Linked DNA regions of Mus musculus: region 1 is linked to region 2. Evidence: chromatin loops called from intact Hi-C (ENCODE). Cell type or tissue: left cerebral cortex. All regions are shown on one strand. Links, peaks and the distances in the headings refer to the core of each region. The heading gives the core; the rest is flanking DNA.

What was found. A loop is a pair of places that touch in the nucleus more often than their neighbours do. Peaks named below come from ENCODE experiments on the same cell type or tissue, not always from the same donor. Only the 100,000 strongest peaks of a DNase experiment are listed, where the experiment ranks them.
Region 1: it touches region 2 in a loop (4-fold over the local background); 1 of 42 quality-filtered maps calls a loop at or near these places.

What each region holds. Positions count from the first base shown.
Region 1 is chr16:18,228,356-18,231,254 of GRCm38, reverse strand. It overlaps Zdhhc8 (zinc finger, DHHC domain containing 8), which reads left to right. Exons shown (of 11, transcript NM_172151.4): 2 at 2,499-2,620; 3 at 2,784-2,899. Among named protein-coding and RNA genes, the nearest start is that of Zdhhc8, 5.3 kb to the left of the region's middle. In left cerebral cortex, for the core only: a CTCF peak has its summit at 1,420; DNase peaks (open chromatin) are centred at 503 and 1,434; H3K4me3 peaks cover 1,049 bases; H3K27ac peaks cover 2,373 bases.
Region 2 is chr16:18,624,987-18,627,885 of GRCm38, reverse strand. Septin5 (septin 5) reads left to right here. Exons shown (of 12, transcript NM_213614.2): 3 at 2,445-2,541; 4 at 2,631-2,717. Among named protein-coding and RNA genes, the nearest start is that of Septin5, 3.5 kb to the left of the region's middle. In left cerebral cortex, for the core only: a CTCF peak has its summit at 1,170 (motif pointing left); DNase peaks (open chromatin) are centred at 499, 1,268 and 2,014; H3K4me3 peaks cover 2,500 bases; H3K27ac peaks cover 2,333 bases.

The DNA of each region.
Region 1 (2,899 bases), core at 317-2,816, 400 kb after region 2:
ACCTGGGTGTCTTCACAAGTGTCCACATCCACATGTCTCTGGGCATGAGCAAATGTGCAGGTGTGTCTAGATGGTGTGTGGGCCCACAGTGTCTACATGCAAGTCTTCCTGTGTGTACATGTGTCTGCAGCTGTTCGTTGTTCACTCATGTGGAATAGTTGTGCTTTCATATGGTTGTGAGCTGTAAGTTTGTGCTTCTGTGCCTTTGTGTATGTGTGCCCATGTTTCTGTATGTGCCAGTATGTGCTGTGCTCCCCCACAACCCTGTCCTTGCACACAGGCTTTCTAAATGTGGACCTTATGCAGCACCCAAAGAGGACCCAGGTCAAGCCTTAGGAGCTTAGAGACAAGGACAGTGACTGGACTCGAGCTCAAAGTGTATCAGGCCCCCTGACACATAGCTGGCGCATGCGCGTACACACACACACTCCTGGCTCTGCTATGTTTATGCAGGCGGTGCTTGCTCATGTTGTACAGAGGTTGTCCAGTACCTTAATACTACTGAGGTGCCCTACCAGTGCAAACTGCCAAACATAGCTCAGGACTGCCCCCTTGCTCCTCACACATCTCACTCAGGGCAGCTGTCTAGCCCAGGTGGTCCGCTAAGGAGCTAAAGAGGCAATACAGAAATACAGGCCGCCCGGCTTGGATAACGCTCCAGTCCTGGGACTATCCCCTTTCTATACATAGGCAGTGTACTTCTGAGCCAAGCCCAACTGATGACTAGGGGGTAGCCTGGCCCCAATGCCTGTGCTCTTCAACTTCTTGTTTATGAGAAGGACAGCAGTTGTGTCCACTTCATGGCGAGGAGGAACCGGAGTCTATCCGAGCCTGGTCTTCCCATGTACACCCCCACCTGCTTCCTTCACACCTGTCTCTCCTCTTTACAGCACCCCTGCAACCCCTCACTACTTCTTGCAGGTGGCACTAGCTTTGACATTATGCTTTTGACTTTGTAGCATGAGGTCTGAATTTTCACTTTGTACTAGTGTGGAACTAACCCCTCTCATCGGACACCCAAGTCAGGCTAGAGGGCACCCCATCCCTAGAAGGCTTGACTGCTTCACTCAGAGGTCTCTCCCTACCTACCAAGTGCTTCACCGCTGGGCTGTGAGTCTCATCGTAGGGTGCCACTGTAGCTTTGCTGAACAGCATGGATTGGAGGGCACAGACATGTTGTCTGTGCTGTTTGTGTCAGAGATGGGGAAAGTAGAGTGAACGTTCCAGGCTACAGGTTGGGTCCCATCTCCTGCTGGACCCTCATGGGTGTGGCCTGTATTGTCATGCTGTATGTCCATGCTGGTCCGGGAAAGAAGATGGGGTATCATGGCTGGTGGCCCCATAGAGGGTGCTGCCGTGGGAAGCAGGAGCTTTAAATAGCCTCTTGCTTTCCACTAAAAATAGTTCTGCTGCCATGGAGGTGGTTGCTGGGGCGGCGGGCCTGGCTCCTGGCCAAGGCAGGCGTGGGCGCACAGTGTGGACTGTGCACTCGGGTGGCGGGTAGCTGCAGGCTCTGCAGGCGGCCACCATCACTCCATCTTGCGGTCAGGGCAACCGGGAGAGAAGCCCCACTGGTCTGGCTCCACAAATGACCAAACACAGGCAGGAAATTAAACCCCTGTGTGTACCTCCCCACCTGTCTCAGCAGCCAGTGACACAGAAGGAAACACAGACTCCTGGGACCAGAGGAGCTCCTTGAACTCTGGGTGGACTTACGTAGCCACTGCAGAGTCAGGGCTCTGCGTGTCTCTGTGGAGGGGATTCTGGTGAGGACAGAGGCAGATGTGCAGAGCTCTTACTGTGAAGTTACAGAGATACACCTTCTGGAAGGCCTCTTGGGAAATGGGGTCAGAAAGGAAGCCTTGGCTCCAAGTGCTGTGGGCTGGTGAGAGATAGAGTGTGTGCTTTTCCAGCGTTTTAGCTCTCCTGTGCTACCACCTGGCAAACAAGGTAACAAACCCAAAATCAGGGTCTGCCAGGACTAGAGCTGCACCCTACAGAACAAAGGAGGATGTGCCCAGCACTGGCTGAAGCAGGGTTGTGCCTCTCCATACCTCAGCAAGTGCCCTGCTGTCCGCACAGCTCTGGCATGGCCTGACTCTAGCTGCTGGGTAGCATACTGGCCAATGAATTCCCACTCCTGTCTGGGGCCCTCAGGAGTACGGTAGCCTGGGCAAGTTGCCGGTAGGTTGGCTTAGCTGTGTGGCCACCCCAATCCTGTGCCCTAGGCTAATGGACCTCTCATAATGGAGTCATTTCCTCAGCTGTGACTTACGTTCTGGACAGTAGCCCTGGGGTTGCCAGGGTTGAAATTAGTGCAGGGAGCTTAACACTGAGCAGATGGACACAGCCAAGGCCTAGTGATAGCTAAGATCTATCTGCTTGTGTGCCTGCCTGGCAGTGGCCTGGTGGGCCCAGAAGCATACATATGGCTGCGTCTCAAAATTCTGACCTTGCCTCCTTCACATCCCTGGTTCTCTGCCCATTGTCCATTGTAGGTGCCCATGGTTGACAAGAGCTGTGTCTCCAGCTATTCCTGTCTACAATGGCATCCTCTTCCTCTTTGTCCTGGCCAACTTCAGTATGGCTACCTTCATGGACCCTGGAGTCTTCCCCCGAGGTAGGGCCCTGTATGGGGCAGCTCATCTGCTTCTTGTCACTAGAGTGTAAGTGGCTGATTGGGGATTCACAGTAGGTGGGCTGGGCAGAGATTAGAGAGGTCCTCTCCAGCTAGGAAACTCACCTCCCTGTACTCTTGCCACCCTACTGGTCCTGATGTCCAGCGGACGAGGACGAGGACAAGGAGGATGACTTCCGGGCCCCACTGTACAAGAATGTGGATGTGCGGGGCATCCAGGTCCGCATGAAGTGGTGTGCAACGTGCCACTTTTACCGTCCA
Region 2 (2,899 bases), core at 98-2,597:
CTAAGCATGTACATTCCCAATGAACAAGTTGAAAGGCAGTCAGTCTAAGACCTACTAGGTCTGTTCAGCATCAGGGTATGGTTCAGCCAAGGGCATCTGTGTGCTCTTCCAGAGATGCCCGCCCTAGGTCGGAGATAGCAACCTGCCTAGGTGATGCTGGGCTGAGAGCTGTGTTTGCGGTGATTGGGGTGGAGTGGGGGGTGAGGGGGTGAGGGATAGGACTCAGTCTAAATGCTTCATGTAGGTCAGACAGGAACCAGTAGCCACTTTCTGGGAGCCAGAACTGGGAGGCTTCTTTTCAGCCCTGGGATGAATGGCTCTCCTGTTGCAGCTGTGGGCTCAGGCTCCTCCCCAGGTGCTAGTCACCCCGGGGGTGCCCATAGCAAGACCCAGGGTGGAGGCCCCTCCAGGAAGCTAAGACGGTGAGGCTTCATGGAGGAGGGGTGGTACCTGCATAGAGGAGGGAGGTCTCCTGGTCCTTTGCCCACTCTGGACAGTGGCTTGTCTAGTTTCTTGCAGCCTGGGGCTGGAGCTCTGATTCTGGTGGGGTTAGAAATGAGGACTGAGGAAAAGTTTGGTGGCTCACAGCCAATGGCTTCCCAATTCCTGGAACATCTGGTACCTAAAGTGTTGGCATGTTGTGGGCAGAAGTTTTGCCTAGCTGAGGGCTAGCTAAAGCTTCCAAGCTCTGAAGGAAGCCGGCCATCTGAACTCTGGCCACTGCATCCCAGGCACCCTTAATTTGTTTTTTTGAGATAGAGTCTATGTAGTCCTGACTGTCCTGGACTTCGCTATGTAGACCAGGCTGGCCCAAAACTCAGAGACATCCGCCTGCCTCTGCCTCTCAAGTGCTGAGATTAAAGACCTGTTCCCCTCACCCACAGCAGGGCTTAGTAGGGGAGATGCGCTCTGTCCTCAGTGCATATGAAGATGCCACGCGGGAAAGAATTTCCCCCAATCACCCGCATGTGCACAAACGCAGGGGGCGGGTAGGAAGGAGTGAGCCTCAAGGAGTGGGGAGGGGTGTGTCTGTGGGTAGTTTGGTTGCCGAGGCATGCATGGTTCAGGGTTTTCGGGTGAAGAGCAAGGAGAGGAAGGTGTTGGCTGGGGCCGCTTCCCCCGCGGTTGCATGTGAGTCCGGAGCGTTCCGCAGCGCCCTCTTGTGGGCGGCAGCGGCGCGACGTCCCAGAGGCAGAGTTCCACGACCGCAGACACCTCGCCGCCCGCCTACGGACGGTCCGGACGCGGCCTCGGGTGCCACGGCTGCGCTCCGGCTCCACGCGGCGCCCCCGCCCGAGCGCCTCGGTCGGGCCCTGCCCATCGCAGCCGTTTTCTCGAGGCTCCGCCTGCGGCCCAATTTCCAGGCGACCGTTTCCCGGCGACGGCGGGCGGGGCGGTCCCCTCCGCCGCTGCCGTGGGCCCGCGAAGCCCCGCCTCGTGCTCGCACTGGAGCCGCTGCTGAGCCTCGACGCGGCCACAGCCCGCGCCCCCCGCGCAGAGGCAAGGGAATGGCTCGCAGGACTTCTGAGGTCAGCGGCCTACCAGGTGGGCGACGCTCCCTCTCCGGGGCTCAGTTTTCGCGTCTTCAAAACCCGAGGCAGAAGAGGGCTTAAGAGCAGATTTACCCAGCGCAAATCGCTCGAGATCGCTGGCCCCGACAGGCCTGACCCTGGTGTAGGGTCTGAACGAGGCCGTCAGGGCCCGCGGGGTCACCACGATGGACTCACTGGCAGCACCCCAGGACCGCCTGGTGGAGCAGCTGCTGTCGCCGCGCACCCAGGCCCAGAGGCGACTGAAGGTGTGTGTGTGTGTGTCTGTGTGTGTAGAGAGAGGGTGGAATCTGGGTCATGTATTCAGTCTTGCTTGGCCAAGACCCTCCGGCTACCACAGAAGGTGGCGGGGGGCTCCCAGGGCAGATGTCCACTGGGGATAGGTGCAGGCAACACAGACCTTTGGCGGGGGAGGCTCGGTACCGCAGTCTATAAATAGCCCTCGCTCCGATGCTGCTTCAGGAACCACCACCCCCAAGCTTGGATCTGGGCCAGACAAGCCACCCACCTTTGGATACTCCGGGGATGAATTTGTGCTGAGGTCTGGCTATTTCCACCCATAGAGGTCCTTGGATGTGTCTGAGGGGTCTCAGTGGGTCCCACCACCCACCTCAGAGGATGCTCCTGTGGGGCTGACATTCCTCATTCCCCACCCCCCAGTCTTGGGGTTCTGCTGAAGCTGGAGTGGGGTGCCTTTTCCTGCTACCCCCTCACATACCTTCCTCCTTCCAGCCTCTGCTTACAGAGTCCTCACTCCATTTTTGTTGACAAAATGACCCTTGCTAGGGGCTGTGCTTTCTGCTCGTCTGAGCAACATAAGAGATAGGGCCTTGGGCTTCCACCGGGAGATAAGGATATGCCACTGACCTGCCCCCCAACCACCCCTGCCCTCAGGACATCGACAAGCAGTACGTTGGCTTCGCCACACTGCCCAACCAGGTGCACCGCAAGTCCGTCAAGAAAGGTTTCGACTTCACGCTCATGGTGGCCGGTGAGTGGCCAAACTTCTAGGTGGAGCCCCGTGGGCCAGACTGTCTCAGCCCCAGTCTAATCCAGCTCTTTGACTGTTCCTATGGCCAGGTGAGTCCGGCCTGGGGAAGTCCACCCTTGTCCATAGCCTCTTTCTGACCGACCTGTATAAGGACCGGAAACTGCTGAGTGCTGAGGGTGAGTAGCCTTCATGAAGTCACCGATCCACTGGCCCCTGCCTTGAGAAACCTCAGAGGGCACCCACACTCTGCCTGAGGCAAGGACCCCTGACTGGGGATGAGGAGGAGTGGCCCGGAGTATACATTCAGACAGAGACTGAAGCCAAGGCACCAGGGTGGGTAAGGACAGGGCGCCTTGCT